Linked DNA regions of Homo sapiens: region 2 is linked to region 1. Evidence: read pairs that join two places in POLR2A ChIA-PET (ENCODE). Cell type or tissue: OCI-LY7. All regions are shown on one strand. Region 1 overlaps LAMA3 (laminin subunit alpha 3). Region 2 overlaps LAMA3 (laminin subunit alpha 3).

Region 1 (5,000 bases):
CCCACTGAGCTCTGAGTGCCTGGGAGAAGAGCACGTTCTTTGTGCTTAAGAGTCTTAAGTTTGAACACTTGGACACAGGAAGGGGAACGTCACACACCAGGGCCTGTAGTGGGGTGGGGGAGGGGGGAGGGATAGCATTAGGAGATATACCTAATGTAAATGACGAGTTAATGGGTGCAGCACACCAACATGACACATGTATACATATGTAACAAACCTGCACGTTGTGCACATGTACCCTAGAACTTAAAGTATAATAAAAAATATATATATATAAAAAGAAAAAATAAAAATAAAAATTTAGTTAATATGGAAAAAAAAGAGTCTTAAGTTTGAATCCTGACTCTACCATTTACTGACAGGATGCTCTTTGGCAACTTTTTTTTTAACCTCTTAGACACTCAATTTCCTGACCTGTAAGGTTGGCATTTGATTCTGCTCTCAGAGGGGTGTGTTGAGAAGGGAGAGAGAGAGCATGAAGTCAGTCTGGTGAGGATGCATGCAGCATGTCTTGCACCCGTGAGTCCCAGCCACATCCTGCCTCCAGCTTTGGGCTTCTGCTTGGGCAGCAACAATATTCACTCAGCTAAATTCGACCCACACTCCAGACCCAGTTCCTGGGGTACCTCCTCCAGAAGAACCCTCCTGATTCCCATGGTAGGAAAATTCCTGCCACACCACTCCTGTAGCATCTTATGCCCTTTCATTTAGGTTTTCATTAGCATGCATAGTAATAATAACTAGCATTTAATGCATACTTACTATGTGCCAGGCACTTTTCTAAGTATTTTGTGTTTATTACTTCATTTAATCCTCACATCAACATCATGAGGTATTACCATTATTTATCTTCATTTACATTGGAGCAAATAGACCCAGAGAGAGGTTTAATAATTGCCCAAGATCACATACCTAATAAATGGTAAAGCCGGATGCAAACCCAGGAAGTCTGACTCCAGAGTCCAGTACTTAACCACTAAGCTGTGCTGTATTCTCTCTGCTACTGGGCAGAGACTAATGTCCTATTCCATCCAAACTGGGGGCTTACGCAAAACAGGGGGAAATGAAAGTGTATTCGCTGACGTTTTCCACATTAATAGCCCCAGTCCCACCCTATCTGCTGAAGCCCACGCAGAGACTCCTGACAGTCTCCCACCAAATTTCTGCACCTGGGTGTCCTGCAGACTCCTGTCACTCAATACACCACAAACTCCATTCTCTTTTCCTCCAAATACGTGTCCTTCTCCTATCTCCATGGAGGGGACATCCCCATTCATCCAATAACCCAGACTGGGTGCCTCAGAATTATTTTAACTCCTGCCTCTCCCTTGTCTTCCCAATTCAATTATTGTCTGAGTCATGTGTATTCTATCCTGTAAATAGATTTGAATCCATTTGCTCTCTCCAGTTCACCATCACTGGGCTAATTTAGTCTCTCAATAACTTTCAGCCTTACAATGAAAAAGTGAATATATGACTTCAATTTTGATGGGGCAATTCTAAAGATGTTCCCATAATGGGAAAATGACAGCCCTTCTGGATTTATGAAGTATATTTCTTCTTAATAGCATAAAACATGTATTTTATTAGGTATTATCTGTTCATGCTCTCCCAAATCATTGTGCAGTGGGGAAATATTGGTAGAGAAGCAGCACGTGGTTGACATTAAGTGGAAAGTGTGTTGAACAGGAGCACATAGCTCTCAAGAGGCCACGGGCTCCTAGGTTGGAACTCCAACTCACCTTCCACCTGTGGGAGCTTGGGCAGAACTGCTTACCTTTCTGCACTGCAGCATAAGGTTATTGAAGGATTTGGTAAGAAAATCCATCTGGAGTGCATAGTGCAGTGCCTGGCAGATCCGAGGTGCCCACTGTTATCCATTAACCATATTAATTGTAACCTCAGACCTGGGAAAGTTACATTGTTGACCTTGAGCAGAGCAAGGAGCTCCTTAAACCCTGATCCTGTGTTCAACTCATCACAATGTTCTGCTCCTCCAAATAAGGAGTTTCATTTCCTCTCAGTCCCTCTGAGTGCTGTACTTCAGAATCACCTGGGGAGCTTCACAAACTACTGAGACACCCACTCCACGAGCATCTAACTTAATTGGGTCAGATGCAGCCTAAGCATTGGGGTGTTAAAGCTCCCCAGGTGTTTCTAGTCTGTAGTCAAGGGTACACCACGTATCTTGTCATAGGAGTTGCATCAGAACAGAGGGGAGGTCTATGGGCAGGAAGAGGAGCATGGCCCTTATATTCTATAGAAAAACATAGGACCTGCTGGGGACACAGCAGAAATGTTAAAACAGCAAGACATCAGCTACAGAAATTAAGAAACCTAAGTCATGGTTCTGTTCTGTGAGTGCAAAACTTGCCAACTTTTCATCAAGATGCGAAATACAAGCTAAAAAGAAAACCATTTTGACATTTTGGTGTGATTCAACTGTTGATAATGCATCAATCCCACTTTATGGACTGGTGAGCTCTCACCCCCTTCCCCAATATCTCCCACAAGGCAGGCTCAGGGGAATCCTCCAGGGAAGAGGGAAACCCAGGGTTAGGTTTGGACACTTACCTGGTTGATACGAAAAGTCTTGGTCTTGTTAAACCTGGTAGAACCTTTAAGCAACATTAGAAAAGGTGGTTTGTTTAAACTGCAGCCTCCCAGGGACACATCTCTCTTGAGAGAGTTACTGGTCAAATCTAGGACTTCAGGACTCAGTGATAACCTGGAAAAAGAGCAGAAATGAAAGATGCTGCCAAACTTGGACATGTCGAGGAAGACCCTCTGGTAGAGAGAGCTCATTTCAAAAAGTACATGTTTTGGGGATGAAGAGGGGTTGGTTAATGGGTACAAAAATGCAGTTAGATAGAAGGAATATGATCTAGTGTTTGGCAGCACAATAGGGTGACTCAAGTTAATGATGATTTATTGTATAATTTAAAATAGCTAGAGGAGAAGATTTGGAATGTTCCCAACACAAAGAAATGATGAATGCTTGAAATGAAGCACATTCCAGTTACCCAGATTTGATCATTACACATTGTAGAACTGTATCAAAATATCACATGTAACCCATAAATGTGTATTAATACAACTGTTATGTATCCATGATTTTTTTAAAAATTACACATTCTTATGGTCATGGTTCCTAGGGAAACTTTCATCTCCTACTTTAATATCACCTCTAGAAGCCGGCGAGGAGCCCAAGAAACCTTTATTGACTTGGGATTGTGGCAGAATTGTGGGAGGGCCGGGATACTATAGTTCTTTCTTTGAAATGGGTGTCATGTGGAAATACGAACGTAAAATATGCACAGAGGGAGAAGATGGGCACTGGATGATACTGAATGATGGTAAATATAAGGAAACTTCAGAGGTGAGTTTATGGAAGGATTTATCTGACTATGAGGAGGAAAGTCTTGGACAAATTTGCTTTATCTCACGATTCTTGTCCAAGCCTTATCATGGCAGTAAGCTGTTGCTAACAACCCCTGGGCCTTCCCCATCCCTCCCACCTCCTGCTCCAATCCCTGAATTAGATGTTCAAGGAAGATGTTTCATCAACCAGGAGGGAAATGAGAACTCTAAGCCTCATCCTGGCCAAGGAGGATGGAGCCCTGATGGGTGGGAGGCTCCCTGTCATGGTAGCCTGAGAATTCCAGCCTGAGATTCATAGCCAGAACCAGGCCCTCTCCTTACCCTGGAGAAGATTTTGCCTCTTATCTAAAAACAATAATTTTGTATCAAAAAAAATATGTAAACACTTGCATGGAAGCCCCAAGAGCTACTCTCTCTCTATTAAATATCACGTTCAACATTGTGGTGATTTGGTTTCCTAGCACAGCACTGGTCCATGCAGTTCCTTGGCCTTGAAAACCGTGGAGAGCTGATTAAATCTAATTGCACAATCTTGATTATAATGCAATAAAATTCCAGTGAATACTTTTCCGGGCCATAATCTGAAGTTAATTTTAATTAGGTCTTTTCCAAGGTTACATGCTAACGCTGCTCCTCCAAAAGGAGGCCGGGCCCAGGAGTTTTTTATGGGTTTTTTAATGGGTGTATCTTGCCAAAGATGGCATTTTGAAAGACTGTGGTATGCGGGTCTCGTGCAGCACATGTTGACAAAGCTGACTTTGTTAACTGGACCAAAGAGATACCCTTCCCATGGGCAGGCCGTTCTCATCAGTTACCCACAAAGAGAGGATCACCTACCTCTGGACAAAAACATTGCTAATACAACCCTCAAAATTGCTCCCGCCCAGACGCAGAGACTGCCGGGAACTTGAAATGTGTTTTAGCCTTTTGCTATTTCTCAGAAGCTGGTCATCGATGAGAAGCCGTAGTCTGAAAGGGAAGAAAAGCAAATCATGGGTGAGAACTGCTGGAAAAAAGGGCCCTTGCCATGTGGCCAACTCACTGTCTAAGACTCAGATTCAATATTTGTTATCTAAAATAACTAGTGAAACTAGACTTTATTTTTAAAGAGCATTACAACTTTTTTCATGTATTTTCTTTTGCACATCACATTTTTATTAAAATGGGTGTATCTTGCCAAAGATGGCGTTTTGAAAGACTGTGTTATGAGAGCCTCATGTACAGAAAGTGCACAGGCTATAAGTGTTCAGCTCAACGAATTTTTGCAACAGAAATACACCAACATTACCAGCACCCAGAAAAAGAAACGGAACAGAGTAGCACCCCAGGTACCCTGTTGTGCATTCCCTTTAACCCTATAGCCTCCCTCCCTCTATCCTGAATTCTGATGGAATGGATTAGTTCTTGCCTGTTTTTGAACTTTGTATAAAGGAAATCATATGAGATGAACTTTTATGTGTGACTCAATGTTTTCCACATTATGTTTGTGAGGGTCATTCATGTCATTACATATAGTTCTAGATCCTTCTTTCTCATTGCTATATAGCATTCCATTTGAATACACCACAATTTATCCATCCAACTGATTTATTTTTAAAATTTTATTTATTTACATTTTA
Region 2 (5,000 bases), 71 kb after region 1:
TTTAGTTTCTGCAAAATATTGGAAATGATTTAATCTAAACTTTTTGTAGGCCACATATCAAGATGTCCTAAATTTAGATCAGCACCAACTGCAACTGCCACTTCCTGCCACTTAGGTCATGCTCTGATACCTACAGTGAGCTGTACATCCGGCTTCTTTTCCAGAAGAACCATGTCGCCAGGCAAGCCAAAGGACTTGGCTTGGTAAGTGAGGTAACCACCATATGAAGAAACCTAAAATGGAATTAATAGCATCAATAGCACAAGCATTAAAAGAGATGATGTCAACATCAACCCGCATGAAAAGCACTTAGGCACACAAGGTGTGGAAAGAAACACACTCGACCTGGTAACAAGGGTTGTATCTAGGAGGTGGGGTTGAGGATGGTATTTTTTCTACTTTATGCTATTTTTAATGTCATTTGAAATGTTTAGCATGAACATGATTGAGTTTTACAAGCAAGAAGATACCTTTATTAAAAGGAAAAATATGGCTGGGTGTAGTAGCTCATGCCTATAATCCCACACTTTGGGAAGCCGAGGCAGAAGGATCACTTGAGGTCAGGAATTAGGGACCAGCCAGGGCAATACAGCGAGACCCTGTCTCTACAAAAATATTTAAAAATTAGTCAGGTGTGGTGGTGCACACCTGTAGTCCCAGTTACTCAGGAAGCTGAGGTGGAAAGATCGCTTGAGCCCAGGAGTTTGAGGCTGCAGTGAGCTATTATTGTACCACTGCAGTGCAGCTTGGGCAACAGGGCAAGACCCTGTCTCTTTTAAAAAAAAAAAAAAATGAAAGAAAGAAAAGAAAGAAAGTAAGAAAAATAATAGTCGTGTTCCTTTTTTTTTCTAGATGATTACTAAACCAAAATGTTTATTTAATCCACAACTATTCTAGGAAATCTAGGCCATTGGTTTCTTTTTTAACTGAGAGAACTGGATAATATCTATCAGTCACAAAATAACCTCTAAAAATAAATTTTCTCCAAAAACAATTCTCCTGAAAGCAGATGGTGAACATTTCCCAAATTATTGTGAGTTCTGCTGTGTACAGTAGCCATGGCTGACAACTCCAGCAGGTGCACAGACCTCTCAATGTCCCACAAGCAGCATGATGGTGGTGAGGACATGGAGTGAATGGTCAGTTTTCTGACAGCTACTTCACACCTTGGGTCCTGACACCTCCCATCCTTTAAGTAAAACACAATCAAGAAGGAAGAAGTGACAGAAGGATGAAAATCACAGGCAAGGTCACCTCTGATTAGACAGAACAAAATAACCTATAGGAAAATGCCAACAACTTAGAGCAGGCAGGGGAAAGAAGCCACGCTCTTCTAGGATCCCATTCAACAGAAGCTTTTCCCTAGAGTCTGTAACCTGACAAAGCCTTACAGAGCTTTGATCTTCAAGCCTGGAAGTATTCCAAGGCAATGTCTTGAATTATTATTGTGATTTAAGTATTGCTTTTTTGATGGGCTTAAAGTGGTTTTAAAAACATGGCCACAAATTCTTTGCACTCCTGCCTTCAAGAGGTGGGGCTTAATTCCCCCTCCTCCTTTTTGTTTTGTTTTGTTGAGATGGAGTCTCGCTCTGTCGCCCAGGCTGGAGTCCAATGGCTCGAGCTCAGTTCATTGCAACCTCCGCCTCCCAGGTTCAAATGATTCTCCTGGCTCAGCCTCCTGAGTAGCTGGGACTACAGGCGCCTGCCGCCATGCCCAGCTAATTTTTGTATTTTTAGTAAAAACAGGTGTTTCATCATGTTAGCCAGACTGGTCTCAAACTCCTGACCTCAGATGATCCGCTTGTCTCGGCCTCCCAAAGTGCTGGGATTACAGGCGTGAGCCACCAAATTCCCCTCCCTTTGAGTGTGGGCTGGGCTTAGTGACTTGCTGCTAATGAATAGAATAAAGGAGAAGTGAGGGCATGGCAGTTCTGAAATTAGGTTACAAAAACACTGCAGCTTCTGTCTTGAGCTAGCTCTCTCTCTCTCTCTCTCTTTCTCTCTCTCTCTCTCTCCCCCACCCTGTTACCCACCCCCCATAAGTTGCTTTGGGGGAAGCCAGCTGTCATGTCATGAGGACCCTCAGGTAGCCTATGGAGGGTCTCACGTGATGAGAAATGGAGGCTTCCAGCCCACAGCTAGCCAGAAGCAGAGGCCTGCTAACAGCCATGTGGGTGAGCTTGGAAGCAGATGCTGCAGTCCCAGGGGACTACAGCCCTGGTTGACATCTTGACAGTAACCTAGGAAGACTCTGGGCCATCCCCTCCTGAATTCCTCATCCAAGATAATCATTACTGCTTTAAGCTGCGAAGTGTTGGAGTAATTTGTTACATAGCAATAGATAATCAACACATGGGCCCGTCATATAGCGGTAAAGAGGAGTATTAAGTGAAAGAGAAGTGGGATCATAGAAGAGAGGCAACATTTCCCACACTCAGATGTCAAAACCCACAGTCCTTCACCCAGAAGACAAAGTTAGAGACCTCAGGCCAACAAGGCCCTATTATTTTAGTCTTCCTAATGTGAGAATTTGGCATCCCCTGAGCCAGGCCCTGTGAAATCCACCCGTTAGCAAGTTCCACCCTTGCTAAGAAACATATGTCACCTCATGTTTCCACATGAGGCCTGCATTTCTGTCCTCATAAAATGGATGGAGGTGGCCAGCCTCTGGCATAATAACTCTTGCAGCAAAGGAAGAGCAAGTGGTTTGTAAGTTCCTGAGGAGTGTGTAACTATGTGATTCTACTTAGGAAAGTCGAACTGCCACCAGATCCTGTGTTTCTTTTAATAAGCTTGTGAGTCACTTGTTAGCTTTCGTTTTCCTAACAAAGAGGCTTTCTTCTGCCTTAAAATAAAGAATTCTCAGCATTGGCATTTAAAAGCACGCATGTCCCATTTGCAATAGATAGTATTTAAATGGTTATTTCCCTGGAGGAAAATTCTTTGACATTAGGTAAAAACTGAGAAAAACATTGTGGGTGATTTCCTTTGCTGGTAGCTCATGCATGGCAATGGTGGGGCGCAGTGTGTGCCTGCTCAGCCCCTCACAGCAGGAGGCAGGGTCTCTTCCTCACTTTTAGTTCAGCTCATTTCTGGAACGTTAGTAACCTGAACTGCTGGATGCTTCCTTCCAGATTTCCAGGAAATGATGCTCATGCAGCAATAGCAGAGGCCCACTGAGGGCCCAGAAGAACAGCAGGACATCATTACCTTGTCCCCCAGGTAGGAGGTGGGTGCGACCCAGGACGCGCTGTGGATGGTTGCGGGCAGCTCCTGGAGATCCGCCACCATACTGTTGCTGCCTGGGTTGAAAGAGACAGGGATGTCCACTCTGTCTGCTGTCTCCAGGTGCCAGCCCAGCATATCCACAAACTGGAAAGAGGGAGAGAAGCAAGGGATGGAAACGTCTTGGTCGTGGCATCCCTGGGGTGATGGGTGCATGATGTACTACAGAAAGCTCCACGGGCAGCCTCCTTGCCTCAGAGGCCTCCTTTATGCGTCTACTCCTGCACCTGCCCTCCCGAGCCAGAGCCCCGTCTGACCCATTGCCACTGGGAGTTCTGGGAAGGCAGTGGCCTTACATGTGTGGGATTTATCTTTGTAACCCAGCACACATCATTGTTCTTGACATTTAGTAGGTGATCAATGAGTGTTTGAATAATAAAGAAATAAGTGTATGAATAAAAACTAGGACCATGGCGCATTTAATGGCAAGCTCCTTATAAAGAAAAATGTGATGTGGAATTCAGTGGCCTGCTATTATTATTTTTCTCTAAATGGAGCATCAAAATTAAATCTTTTCCTGGTCACAAAGGAAGCCAGTTAATTTTGAGGTAAAAAAAAAAGAAAGAACTGAGCAAGCATAGGATTGGATTAATGCTTTCTGGTTCCCAGGGGATAAGAGACTTCAGAGCAGATTTACAAAGTATTTTTTTTTTCCAATTACTAGCTACACTCCTTTTAGGAGACAGGCAGTAAAAGATATGAAATAGGCAGGCAGTAAAATATATAAAATAGTATTTTTGGGGCCAGGTGCGGTGGGTCACATCTGTAATCACAGCACTTTGGGAGGCCGAGGTGGGTGGATCACCTGAGGTCAGGAGTTCAAGACCTGTCTGGCCAACATGGTGAAACCTTGTTTCTATTACATATAAAAATTAGCCGGGTGTGGTGGGGCATGCCTGTAATTCCAGCTACTCAGGAGCCTGAGGCAGAAGAATCGCTTGAACCCGGGAGGCAGAGGTTGCAGTGAGCCAAGATCATGCCACTGCACTCCAGCCTGGGTGACAGAGCGACACTCCATCTTAAAAAAAAAAAAAAAAAATCTTTTTTTGAGTACTTGTTGGATATAAGACATGACTCACACAAAGAAGGCAAGCATGAGGTTACTGGTTCATGGAATAATGAAAACAAGAAAAGTTTTAGTTTTATGAAGTTAATTTTAAAAATGCCCAAAGAAGGCCGGGTGTGGTGGCTCACACCTGTAATCCCAGCACTGTGGGAGGCCAAGGTGGGAGGACTGCTTGAGCCCAGGAGTTTGAGACCAGCCTGGGCAGCATGGCAAAACCCTGACTCTACAAAAAATACAAAAATTAACCAGGTGTGGTGGTGCATGCCTGTAGTCCCAGCTACTCAGGAGGCTGAGGCAGGAAGATTGCTTGAGCCCTGGAAGCGAAGGTTGCAATGAGCTGTGATCACACCACTACACTCCAGCCTAGGCAACAGAGACCCTGTCTCAAAAAAAAAAAAAAAAAAAGAAAAGAAAAGTGACCAAAGAAAAGATATGATAAAATAGGTGAGAAGGAAAGCAAAACAGAAAGAAGAGAAGTAAAAATGAGAAGTGAGGGGTGTGATATTGTGACATAACAAGACATCATGAGAGATGCGGATTTGGCTATTACTACCAGTTTCTGGCACAGAGCTCCTAAAACCCTTGTAATTTCCTGAATGATAGGGGTGATAGGAGCATCTTTTGCCATAGTAATTGGTCTTAGTCCACA

What was found. Peaks named below come from ENCODE experiments on the same cell type or tissue, not always from the same donor. Only the 100,000 strongest peaks of a DNase experiment are listed, where the experiment ranks them.
Region 2: POLR2A ChIA-PET joins it to region 1 with 6 read pairs; 4 of 35 experiments call an interaction of 5 or more read pairs at or near these places.

Annotation. Positions count from the first base shown.
Region 1 is chr18:23,931,510-23,936,509 of GRCh38, reverse strand. It overlaps LAMA3 (laminin subunit alpha 3), which reads right to left. Exons shown (of 75, transcript NM_198129.4): 66 at 4,219-4,350; 67 at 2,575-2,728. Among named protein-coding and RNA genes, the nearest start is that of LINC02958, 49 kb to the left of the region's middle. In OCI-LY7, no CTCF peak of the experiment used is centred here; DNase peaks (open chromatin) are centred at 489 and 2,089; H3K27ac peaks cover 588 bases.
Region 2 is chr18:23,860,018-23,865,017 of GRCh38, reverse strand. LAMA3 (laminin subunit alpha 3) reads right to left here. Exons shown (of 75, transcript NM_198129.4): 35 at 3,211-3,372; 36 at 135-233. Among named protein-coding and RNA genes, the nearest start is that of LINC02958, 120 kb to the left of the region's middle. In OCI-LY7, no CTCF peak of the experiment used is centred here; DNase peaks (open chromatin) are centred at 127, 1,541, 1,897, 2,197 and 1 weaker place; H3K4me3 peaks cover 451 bases; H3K27ac peaks cover 3,217 bases.